Linked DNA regions of Homo sapiens: region 2 is linked to region 1. A link is a contact called in ENCODE Hi-C or POLR2A ChIA-PET data. All regions are on one chromosome and are shown on one strand. Each heading gives the region's core, a stretch centred on a gene start or an enhancer-like site at or near the end of the contact. The rest is flanking DNA. Distances are from core to core; before and after follow the strand shown.

What was found. A loop is a pair of places that touch in the nucleus more often than their neighbours do. ChIA-PET counts read pairs that join two places held with the same protein, here RNA polymerase II (POLR2A). Pooled maps may share reads with other maps.
Region 2: a loop to region 1 is called in a pooled map, with 7 times the contacts of the local background. The contact joins the enhancer-like site here to the promoter of TPRA1 in region 1. A Hi-C loop is called at or near these places in 6 of 50 pooled maps. POLR2A ChIA-PET finds 5 or more read pairs at or near these places in 2 of 52 experiments (activated CD4-positive, alpha-beta memory T cell and activated T-cell).

Annotation. Positions count from the first base shown.
Region 1 is chr3:127,585,999-127,592,253 of GRCh38, reverse strand. It overlaps TPRA1 (transmembrane protein adipocyte associated 1), which reads left to right and starts at 1,521. Exons shown (of 11, transcript NM_001136053.4): 1 at 1,521-1,844. It overlaps MIR7976 (microRNA 7976), which reads left to right and starts at 5,078; the gene lies at 5,078-5,143. RefSeq lists silencers at 869-1,198, 1,699-2,168 and enhancers at 1,902-2,578, 2,579-3,256.
Region 2 is chr3:128,799,986-128,806,060 of GRCh38, reverse strand. All of the region lies in intron 3 of RAB7A (RAB7A, member RAS oncogene family), which reads right to left. Among named protein-coding and RNA genes, the nearest start is that of MIR12124, 44 kb to the left of the region's middle. RefSeq lists an enhancer at 1,538-1,657. Within about 2 kb of position 1,765, at least 14 of the 41 ENCODE cell types and tissues checked have a DNase peak (open chromatin) inside an H3K27ac peak, as active enhancers do.

The DNA.
Region 1 (6,255 bases), core at 272-2,771:
CTTCTACTTCCTGGCACATGGTAGGGTGGCAGTTTCCTGCCCTCTGGAGGCTAGAAGCGGTGGCCAATTGAATGTGCGTGAGAGTGATGTGTATAACTTTCTGGGAGGAACTTGAGGAGCCACTGGATTCCCCACGGCTCATTGTGGCTGTGGTCATTCGTGATTACGCAGGCCGGCATTGCCCAGCCTCTCTGGCGAATATAGAAGCCTAAACTTAGGTATGCACATTTGGGTGTGGTCCAGGCTGGGAAAGTCCCAGAGGATCACAAGGTGGTTTCTTCCCCAATCTCCCTGTGTTTTTAGGACAGGAGCAAGGAGAAGAATGGGACCCAATCTCATTCCAGCCCAGCGGTGCTGTCGCAAGGTGTGAGTCTTGGGGTGCCTGTAATAACTGAGTGCCTACAATCTGCACGAGGCTCTGAGTCAGCCTCAGGATGCTGCAGGGGACATCCTGCAGCTTGGCTCTCTTGGCTCCATCCTCATGACGCTGGAATTCTATAATAGGGTGGGGAGACTGGACGGGGAGGCAGGTAAATGAAAACAATCAGGTGAGAATTAAGATGCTCGGAAGGAAATGAGACTGGACAGCCGCTCCAGCGAGGGTGTCCACAAAACCCTCTAGAGGACATGATGTGGCAAGGAGCCAGCTCTGCGGGGGAACAGGTGTAGAGCCAGGAGCAGGAACAAGCTTGGAACAGCCGAGGGACAGAAACAGAGACCCGCATGGCTTGAGTATGGTGAATGCAGCATCGATGCCAGGGGATAAGACAGGCGCAATCAGGGAGGGCTTTCCAGAGGAACAGGCGTGAAGAACTGTGGAAGTTAGAGTTGGGGAGAGGCGTCCTGGCTGTGTCGCTTCCTCATTGCGCGGCTTTGGTCAAGTTATTTGACCTCTCCAAGCCTCAGGTGGCCCTGTAAAAGGTGACTATAATGACTGCCTAGCAGGGTTGCTAAGAGGAGTGCCCGAGGCATGGCGGCGCCGCGTGGAGCAGGGCGCTGGGAGGCGGCGGCCCTGCGGCGTGGCGCGGCTGGAGCGCGTGGCGCCGGGGAGGGTCCCCGACACGCCTTCCCCCAAGCTGACCCCAGGTCACCCCTGCAGGGCGCCCGAAGCGCCCGCACGCGAGGGGGCGGTCCCCGGAGGCTCCGCCCCGACGGTCCGGCCGCGGCCCAGGCCGGGAGGTGGAGCGCGGCTGCCGCCAGCTGGTCCACTGACAACTGCTGCCAGCTGGAAGGCGCGTAGGGCGAGAGGTGGCGCGTCCTCAGCTTTCCAGTCTTCGATTCCGCCCGCTTTCCGAGTGAGAAACGCAGGCCTCTCTCTTCCGTGAAGCAGCGTCTTGTCTCTGCACCTCCTCTGTGCTGTCTCTTTAAGAGGTCAGCGGGCTGCTCCGCCTCTTGGGAATTTGATTGGTCTCTCCCACTTTTTTTTTTTTTTCCCCCAGTGATGACTTATTCCTATAGGCTGCTGGAGGTTAGAGGGCGGGCCTGAGTGATAACAGGGACTCTGGGACTCTGGGACTTGTGGGACTGTGGCCGTTTTCGCAATTTGGGCTGGACGAAAAAGACGGTCTTGCTTTCCCGGTCGCCGCTGTCGGGAAGGGCTGCAGGGTGTCCGCGAGACCCGCGGCCCGGCGAGCTGACCCCGCCTCGCCTTTCCTGCCTAGCCCTCATTCCACGGAGCCGGTCGCGCCCGGTCCTTGCGCGACGCTTCCCGGCCCAGGCCGCCTGGTCTGGCGCTGGAGGCCGGAGTCCCGCGGCCTGTGCTGGATCCGCGCACACCCAGTGGCGGCGGATGGGCGGCCGGGGCGGCCGGGGCGGCCGGTCCTGAGCGCGGCCCGGGCTGTCAGGTAAGGAGGGGCCTTCTCCCCGTCTCCTGCCGCAGCTAGAGGGGGAGCCCCGTCCCTCGCCCCGGCGGGAAGCCCAGCCGCCGTTCCCCTCCTTGCTCCGCGAGCGGCCCATTTCCGCTCGGGCGCAGCTCGGACGGCCAAGGCGGCGTTTGGGAGGGAAGGCCCTGGATGTGGGAACCCACGGGAGGGGTGCCGGGCAGTCGGGAGTCGCTCGGGGCGCGGGGGCACGCGAGGCCCGGGAGGGAGCCGCACGTAGCGGCGTCGGGCTCGGCCCCGGCTGGAGGCAGTGCGGGTGGAGATCCGGACCTCGGCGACCCGGTCCGGCGCGGGGTGGCGGCACGGGCTCCAGCCCCACGGTGGCTGCCCGCAGCGGCCGAGGTGCTCCTGAGCCAAGCCTGCCGCCGGTTCGGGGCTTTGCTGCCCCGTGAGGGGGCCATGTCGAAGCCTCCGCTCCCTCTGGACTCGGGGAATGCAGGTGGGGGCTGGCTTTGCCCTCTTCTCTGCAGTGAGGAGGGGCCGCAGGGTCGTCCAGTCCCCAGCGGGGCTTGGCGGTGCTGGAGATTCAGTTGTTCCCGTCATAACAACCTGTTGAGGGCTCGTGTCGTGCCAGGCCTTGTTCTAGGGGACCGAGTCCTGAGCACTCCCGGGATAGAGAGTAGTAAATACCCAGACGCGGCTCGGGCGCTGGAGACAGCTGAGAAGGGAAGGCTTCTCAGAGGAGGTGTCAGGAGAGAGCTGGGGGAGAGCCAGCCCAAAGGCCCTGAGGAACGGACCAGCTCAGCAGGTGGAAGGCAAGCAGGGAGGGCAAGGTGCAGGTCAGATTGGGCCCAGGCCTCCCCATCTTACTGGGGTCTCCGGCTTAGGACAGGGACCACACGCCTGCCAGCCCCAAGGCCGAAGGACAACAGGGGAGAGCAAAGTAACTTACTTGGCCTCTGCCCTATGGAGCCTTCCCCACCTTGTCACCCCTGGGCTCCACCCCTTCTCACCACCCTTAGGCCCTAGGGTTTGTAAGCTCAACAACCCGTCGGTGTGGGAAGCACTGAGGGCCCCTCTCCCCAGGGTTTCCTATCCGGTAGCTGTGGGTGGGGTTTGGTCAATCCTGTTGCACAGATGAGAGAGCAGGGAAAGCTGAGTCCCAGAGAGGAGAGAGAAGGCCTTACCCAGTCGTTCTCAGCGGGTCCTGCATTGCGTGACCATGACCTGAGCCTAGCCAGCATCCTGTCCCTCAACTGGGTGGGAGGGAGGGAGGCAGAGGCCCCTGGAATGTTGTGAGTCTGGGAGACTCCTCCCAGGTGGAAGAAACAGTCTGTCCCAGTTTCCCTGTTCCTGGGAGGCCTGGGGTTGCCCAGGGTGCTCTGCACCGCAGGAATTCCTCCTCTGAGAATCACCCCTGGGCTCCACCCCTTCTCACCACCCCTTCTCACCACCCTTAGGCCCCTATCGTGAGCTGACCAACCCCTCCCACTTCTTTGTCAGTGCTTGGGAGCATCAGTCTAAGAGAACTAAGTAGAGAAGGCTGAGGACTGACCCCTTCTCTGCCTCTCCTCTCCTCTGTATAAGGGGACAGTAATTGTCCTCTCTCCCTTAGAAGGCGATGCCATTGTTAAGTGTGTCACCACGTGTAAAGCACTGAGCACCATGTCTGCACATAGGAAGTGTGCATCCTATTAACTAAAAGTCAGTGCGGGCCAGGCGCAGTGGCTCATGCCTGTAATCGTAGCACTTTGGGAGGCTGAAGTGGGTGGATCATCTGAGGTCAGGAGTTTGAGACCAGCTTGGCCAACATGGTGAAACCCCATTTCTACTAAAAATACAAAAATTAGCCGGGTGTGGTGGTGCACACCTGTAATCCCAGCTACTCAGGAGGCTGAGGCGGGAGAATCGCTTGAATCCAGGAGGCGGAGGTTGCAGTGACCCAAGATCGCACCATTGCACTCCAGCCTAGGTGACAAAGCGAGACTCTGTCTCAAAAAAAAAAAAAAAAAAAAGTCAGTGCTTCAGTTATTTCCTAAGCTTTGATACGTAATGGCAATCCTGGTATGGCCAGCAGCCCCATAACCCCAGTGTGGTTGCTGGATCAAGTAGCAGCAGCAGGGGCACCACCTGGGAGCCTGTGGGAAACACAGACTGTTCAGCCCTACCCCTGCCCTTGGGAGCAGCATCTGCATGTTAACAACACCAGGGTATTTCCCACATCAGGTCTGAGAAGATAGCTCTAGAACAAGCCTGGTGCTCTTGACCCACAGGTGGAGAAGCCGAGGCCTGGAGAGGGGCACCTGGCAAGTTGTTGACTGGGGGCCTGGGCTCTGGAGACAGACAGCCTGGATTGCTGGCCTGGCAAGTGGCTGCCCCTCTGAGCTCCACGTGCACAATGCGGATAACATAAGTACCTCCCTCCCAGGGTTGGAGGCCAGGGCTCAGAGGTTAGGCACAGAGGTTACTACGTTGTTGGCAGGGGAGTGGGGGCAGGCAGAGCAGCTGACACCTCCTCTGTGTTTCCTCAGACCCCACAGCAATGGGGGCTTCACAAGAGGTCCATGGACCTGGGAACCAATTCCTTTCCCTCCTTGCCCTTCAGTCTCTTCTCTGGTAATCCCAGCAACTTGGGAGGCTGAGGTGGGAGAATTGCTTGAACCCGGGAGGTGGAGGTTGCAGTGAGCCGACATCGCGCCACTGCACTCCAGCCTGGACGACAGAGCAAGACTCTGTCTCAAAAAAAAAAAAAAAAAAAGAAAAGCAGCAACCACCTTTGTACATGTGTCACTTTTGTAGATGTTTACATCCCTGGTTTTGTTTGATCCTTACGGCACCCTTATTAGGCAGATGTTGTCCCCATGATACTTGGAGGGGGAGTGACTCACCCCAGGTCACACAGCAAGCACGTGGCAGAACCAGCAGTGCAGCCCCGTCTTGTTGACTCCAAAATCTGTGTTAGCTGGAGGTTTTTCACTGGTGAATTAGAGAAGTCAGACTCAAACTGGCCTAGGCAGAAAAGGGGATTTGTTGGGTTTTATAACTGAAAAGTCCAAGCGGGTAGGACTGGCTTTGGATGTGGCTGAATCCAGGGGCTCCAGTGAGCTCATCAAGATCTGTCTCCATCCGTGTCTCAGCTCTCCACTCCTCCGCGTCGGCTTTACTCTGAGGCGGGTACCTGAGCGTGAGGTCAAGGTGGTACAGCCCTGACTTACTGAGCTCAGCAGAGAGTGTTTCCTCAATTGTCAATGAGAATCTGCCCTGAGACTTTTGCTCTAATAATTTATTCTAATAATAATTTAGATCAAAAGCCTCAGGGCAGATTTTCATTGGCCAGGGTGATGGAACATCCTGACTAGCCAGACTTAGATCACAGGTGCATTCCCTGGGTTGTGAAGGGTTAGTCACGCATCCCTAAACTTCCAGAGAGTCTAGAGTCTGGGAGCTGAGTTTCCACCTCAGGAAAACGGTGCTCTTACCAACTGGCAGCAGCCTGGATGCTGGGCAGGCAAAACCAGAAGCCCACCCCGCCCTCCATACCCTGGACTCTGCCTGACTCCCCCACTCTCCTACTCCCTGCCCCTGTTCCTCCCCACTGGCCTCTGTGCCTCAAGGGGCCTCTCAGCTTGCTGGTGACTGCTGGGTGCCTGGCCTGCACCCTGGCCCTGCCCGTCTTGGGGCTGCGTGACATTCCATTCTGGGTCAGAGTTGGTGCTGGGCTGCTAGGACCAGGCGTTCACTCTGCCTGGCTTGGCTTTATAATAGGGGTGGGGATAGCTGGTCATGGTGGCCCACACCTGTAATCTCAGCACTTTGGGAGGCTCAGGCAGGTGGATCACTTGAGGTCCAGAGTTCTAGACCAGCCTGGCCAACATGGCAAAACCCTGTCTCTACTAAAAATACAAAAATTAGCCAGGTGTGGTGGTGCACACTTGTGATCCTAGCTACTTGGGAGGCTGAGATGGGAAGACTCCTTGAACCCAGAAGGCTGAACTTGGGAAGCAGAGGTTGCAGTGAGCTGAGATTGCACCACTGCACTCTAGCCTGGGTGACAGAGTGAGACTTTGTCTGAAAAATATATGAATAAATAAATAATGGGGTGGGGAGGAGAGGGCTGTAGAATCTCCCTCCTTCATCAGGTCACTGATACTCTCAACTCAAAGTTACAAGTTATTATCTCATGCCACCAGAAGTCATGCAGGAGGCGCGCTGCACACCCGCTTCCAGCTGTAAGCTCCTGCATGCTCAGCGTGGTGGCCCAGTCCTCCAGGGGTGCAGGAAGACAGTTCTGGACACCCCACACAGGCACAGATCCCCCCATGAGGCATCACATGCCTTTGCCTCAACCAACTGCTGGCCAGGAGCAGAAGGGCCACCCTTCTTGACTTCGACCAGAGCCACTCTGCAGGGCATGCTAGCTGTAGGGGAAGACAGT
Region 2 (6,075 bases), core at 516-3,015, 1.2 Mb before region 1:
AACTTAGGTACTCTGGGAACTTTCTGAGAGCAATGGAAATATAGGGAAGTGAGGTGATGACTCACGAATGATACAGTTCAATAGGGAAGTGAGGTGATGACTCACGAGTGATATAGTTCAATCTATGCATTTTACTGTATGAAAAGTTTGCCTAGCCAGGCACAGTGGATCACCGGAGGTCAGGAGTTTGAGACCAGCCTGACCAACATGGAGAAACCCTGTCTCTACTATAAATACAAAATTAGCCAGGCATGGTGGTGCATGCCTGTAATCCTAGCTACTTGGGAGGCTGAGGCAGGAGAATTGCTTGAACCTGGGAGGCGCAGGTTGCGGTGAGCCAAGATCGTGCCATTGCCCTCCAGCCTGGGTGATAAGAGCGAAACTCTGTCTCAAAAAAAAGAGAAAAGTTTGCCTAAACAACAAAAAAGATTAGCATGTTATATTTCATTTGTATTATACCTCAAAAAACAAAACAAATGAAAAACTCTTGACAAAAAGAGATCAAGAGAAAGACAATGAGAACACACACCAGAGTAAAGATTAAACCAGGTACTACCGCCCAGCTCTAAGCTGGTCACCTCATTCACTGCCATGCTAGATTTAAGAGCAAGGCTGGGTATACTTACTGCCCTAGATCCGTAACAGGCACTCAAACAGAGCCGGACGAACATGATAACAACTCAGATATAAGGATGAAGGGCAAAAAAGACAAATTTATTTCTAATGACTCCACTGCCTCTCGGCAGGCTAGGGCACTAAATGCTCCCTTGCCCAGATACAATAAACAAAGTCCACACATGTAGACTAAACAGGATCGGGACTGCTGGTGGTACTCATCCCTGTGCTCTCCTGGTTCTCCAATGTTCTACATGGAATATGTATGCATCTCTGTCAGTGGAGAAGTGACCCCATTCTCAAACAAACAAACAAACAAACAAACAAAAGAACACTTGGCATCCTCCCACACAGGAAGGAGTTCATGTCTTGTTCTAGTCATATGCGCGGAGGTTTTCTGTAGCTGAAATCCTAGACTGCACTCCTAGACTGCACATGTGATACTCTCCACATTCTCCCAAGTTCCTCCCCTCTACCCCGTCACGCACTAGGGCACTCTGGCAACAGCAGATGGGGTGACATGGGAGAGCAGGTTCACTGGACTTTACTGCTGCCCAACAGATTTAGTGAACCATCGATTCCTATTTTTAAGAAAATATTGCTGACAATTTCCTATCATTATAAACAACTCAGCAATGAACATTAGCATAGAGAGCTTTCTCTGTATGTCAAATGGCTTTTTTCAGATAGACTCCTACAAGCAAAATTACATAAGAACTCTGTTACTGTTAGGTGGAACCAATTCATCATCTGGAACTCAGATACACAGAGAAGGCAAAGTAATACATCAAAAAGAAGTCAACAAGTTGACGGGTTCCTAGAAAGTTACCAAAATTAATTTAACTTTGAATTTACAAAAGTAAAGGCCATATTTATCAAAACATCAACAAGTACAGTCCTATGGCTGACTGTGATTTTTAAATTTTTTAATATTTTAATTGAAATTGTTAACAGCGACCTGGGTTCTTGGAATCTTCCATGATAGAAATCAAGAGAGATCACCAGACACAATAGCAAAGAGAAAGTGAAAGTGTATTAGCTTATGCATAGTGAGCTAGCACTGCAAAAGGAAAGGGGCAGCTGTTCTCTGAAAGCAGTGTGGGAGTTAACTTTAAAGGGCTTTCCTGTGGGGAGGGGTGATGTCAGGATATGTATATAGGAGGGGTTTTTCTAGTGCATGCACAGTGGCTAAACATGCTTCTTCAGAAATTGCGTGTAGCACTAGCAGGTTAAATCTCCATCCTGGGTGTGACTTTTGGCATTAAAATGAGGAAAAGGTAACTATAAGTTGAAGTTGAAGTCTAACTGCACATGCTGGGGGCGGGGGGGGGCCCAGGGAGGTCCCTAGCCCCATGAAGCAGGAACTTGTGATAACAGTTTCTCGGGGTTTTTTGTTGCTGATTGTTTGGAAGTTAGGTAAGCTACAGCTTGAGTAAGGGGCTTTTATTCTTTTTCTCTAGACCACATCAAAACAGGAAACCAGCCAGCCTGCTTGTTTCAAAATGTTTTGTTTTCTCCATTTAAAATTATACCCTTATAACTGTCTACCCAATATTCTGATGTGACAAAAATTAACACTGTTATTTTTATCCGTTTTTTCCAAGAGTTAACCCTTCCCTCATTGCATTTTCTTCCTTCTTCACCACAAGTAAATGCTCCTGAAGAGATGCCTTACATAAACATTATCATCCTGTACAGCTTTTTGCAACTTGTCTTTTTTCATTCCCAAAAGTTAACAGTTATATAATATTCCACTGCTTTAATAGACTCACTTAGTTCCCCAGATCATTTGAGTTATTTGCAGTTTTTCACTCCCCATGCAAGGCTGCAATGATAACTCTCATTACAACTCTCTCATAATGTCCAGAGATAAGTTTCTCTAGGCCATACACTCAGACTCAGAACTCTGGATTGCTGCATATGTCTATGTTCAACACTGGGGAGCAGAGTGGCAGTTTCTACTGAAAAGGTTGTACTCATTACTACACTCCTACCATCAACCAGAGGCTGTTCCACTCCCTATATTCTAGCATCCACCAGGTTACCTACTGCTTGGATACTATTAGGCATTATCATCTTTGTCACCTGCTTGTGTGGTTTGTTCTTGTTAGTCTGGGAATCTTGTTATTTACATGTTTAATGTAATCTATTAATCAATCTTCAACATTTTATGATTTGTACTTTCTGTATTTTCAAATGCCAAAGGTGAAAAGTATTCACTATTTTCATTTTTTAAGTTTTCACTTTGTATTTTTTCCACCTTCAGGTCTTGAATCCTCTGGTTCCCCCAAGCTAGAATGTAAAGCCCTGTCCTGGTCCCACTTATTTACCCTACTGGCTGAGCGCAGTGGCTCATGCCTGTAATCCCAGGACTTTGGGAGGCCAAGGTAGGTGGATCACCTGAGGTCGGCAGTTCGAGACCAGCCTGGCCAACATGGTGAAACCCCGTTTCTACTAAAAATAAATACAAAAAATTAGCCAAGCGTGGTGGCAGGCGCCTGTAATCCCAGCTACTTGGGAGGCCGAGGCAGGAGAATTGCCTGAATCGGGGAGGCAGAGGTTGCAGTGAGCTGAGATCAGGCCACTGCACTCCAGCCTGGGCGACAGTGAGACTCCTGTCTCAAAAAAAATAAAAAATAGGCTGGGTGTGGTAGCTCACGCCTGTAATCCCAGCGCCGTGGGAGGCTGAGGCGGCCAGATCATGAGGTCAAGAGATCAAGACCATCCTGGCTAACATGGTGAAACCCCATCTCTACTAAGAATACAAAAAATTAGCTGGGCGTGGTGGCACACACCTGTAGTCCCAGCTACTCGGGAGGCTGAGGCAGAATTGCTTGAACCCAGGAGGCGGAGGTTGCAGTGAGCCAAGATCACGCCACTGCACTCCAGCCTGGGCGACAGAGTGAGACTCCATCTCAAAAATAAATAAATAAATACATACATACATAAATAAAATAAAATAAAATATGTACCCTACAACACCCTTCTCTCCATGTATTACCAGAGAGGTGCACCCTGTGCCCTCTGTTCCTGTGCTCTGTGTATTACTATACTAATATCACTGTTTAAACTACCACAAACTCACAATAAACTGTTCCCTGGAAATTTGTCATGCCTATTTGATTCCATCTAAGATACTAATCAATTTCAGATTCTTTCTGAACAGTATAGAGAACTTTAAAAAACAAGAAACACAGCAGTCACTAATCTTTCCCTACACATTAGATTACACAGTTCTGATCTTTGTTTCCTCATATTACTTTGGAAGTTACATACTCACGATTCCAAAAATAGATACAAGTATACTATTGAAGTGTTCTTCCTTCAGACCTATCTTCATGAAATCACTTTCTGCCTGGAGTTATCCTTTAGAACTTCTGCCACTAGCCCTTAAAGATGTACTCTTTCATTCAGGAGGGTTATTTCAGCAGAGACAGAACACTGTGCTGCCCATCTCTTTCTCAACATACCCCACTGCCTGCTGGGCTCTGCTGCTACTGCCAAGAGTCACCTGGCAGCCTCAGTGCTGTGCTTGTCAGGTTTTCCTCAGTCTATTTTTAAGTCTTTTTTTTTTAATTTCATTATGACTTACACAGAATTCTTTTTATTTATCCTTCCTGGAATTTGGGCTTCTTGAGTCAGTGGATTGGTGCCACACCAATTCTCGAAAATTCTCAGCAAATATCATCTTTGATCTATTATTCTCTCTTTACACCTTCTGAGACTGATTAAAAGTAGGTCCAACCTTCTCACTTTCACTTATTTCTTTCATATTTCCTGCCATTTTTCTTTCATTCTTCCAGCCCTTTTCTGGTGTGGCCAATCTGCTATGATTTAGCAGCATTCTCTGAATTTCCAAATTTCATTGATTGTGCTTCATTTTCTCCCCCTATCAATGTTAACTGTTTCGTTTCTTCCCTGCAGATAAACGATTATCTTATCTTTAACCAAAGCCCCTTTAGTGAGGTATGGCTGACATACAAAGGCTGCACACAAACCATCACTACAATGTAGGCCACAAACCTACTCATCAAAAGGTTCCCCCCATCCTCTTATTATTACTTTTTGTGATAAGAACACTTAAAATAAGATCCTCTTAGTAAATTCTTTCAAAAAATTTTTTTGTAGAGATGAAATGTGCTATTTTGCCCAGGCTAGTCTCAAACTCCTCTCTTGGCCTCCCAAAGCACTAGGATTACAGGCATGAGCCACCGCATCCAGCATGCAAATTTTTAAGTGTACAATACAGTATTGTTAACTACAGGCACTATGCTGTACACATCTCTAGGATTTATTCATCTCATATAACTGAAACTCTGTATCCTCCTTATTTCTTTAAATACAAAAAACACTCTGGAATTACCAGGGAAGTTTCCACTGGTTCTTTCTTGTGGTGCCTTGTTTTATTTTGATTATGTTTTACTGCAAGCTGCTAAAAGCCCTCGAAAAACACATGAGGATTCCTCAAGATCAGGATAATGACGCCTTTGTGCAGAGACAATGATTTTCATTTACTTCTAGTATCTGAAGCTGGCTGCAAGAGCACAAGGGTCATCCTTTTGCTTCAATCTCTTGGGAACTTGTTATCTTTTTCCACTCTTTCCTCATCTACATGAAATCACTTTCTGCCTGGAGTTATCCTTTAGAACTTCTGCCACTAGCCCTTAAAGATGTACTCTTTCATTCAGGAGGGTTATTTCAGCAGAGACAGAACACTGTGCTGCCCGTCTCTTTCCCAACATACCCCACTGCCTGCTGGGCTCTGCTGCTACTGCCAAGAGTCACCTGACAGCCTCAGTGCTGTGCTTGTCAGGTTTTCCTCAGTCTATTTTTAAGCCTTTTTCTTTTTTAGTTTCATTATGACTTACACAGAATTCTTTTTATTTATCCTTCCTGGAATTTGGGCTTCTTGAGAAGCCCACAGTGCGCTGTGGATCTCCTGATGGGGTTTACTTCAAGAGTGCAGCGCCCCAAGGTCCCAGCTTAGTAGTACAGACGGGACTGTTATGACAACCCCCGACCCAGCAGGGGCCGAACTCTGATTTCTGAATTCGCTGGCCCACATGGCTACCAAAACCACAGCTCAGCTGGAGAAGTTCTATTTTCCCTCAGCAAAAGGCAGTCTGAGTCTTGCTGTGACACATGGAGAATCTTCAGATGGGCCTTTACCCCAGCTCCCTGAAGTAATTCTACTCCCTTCTGCCTTCTGTTGAGAATTTGTCAGTCTGTTGTTCCTTTATAAGTCATGTCTTTTTTTTCTATAGTTGCTCTTAAGATTTTGCTTTTCGGTCTTCTACAATTTTAAGTCTTCTTTTAGAAAATTTGCTCAGCTCTTACGGCTTACTGCTTTTTTCAGCTCCATTTAATCTACAGTTTAACTGTTCCTTTAGCTTATTTCAATACTATGTTTTCACTTCTTGAAGTTCTAAGTTTTCCATATCCTCATTTTTTTATAGTATC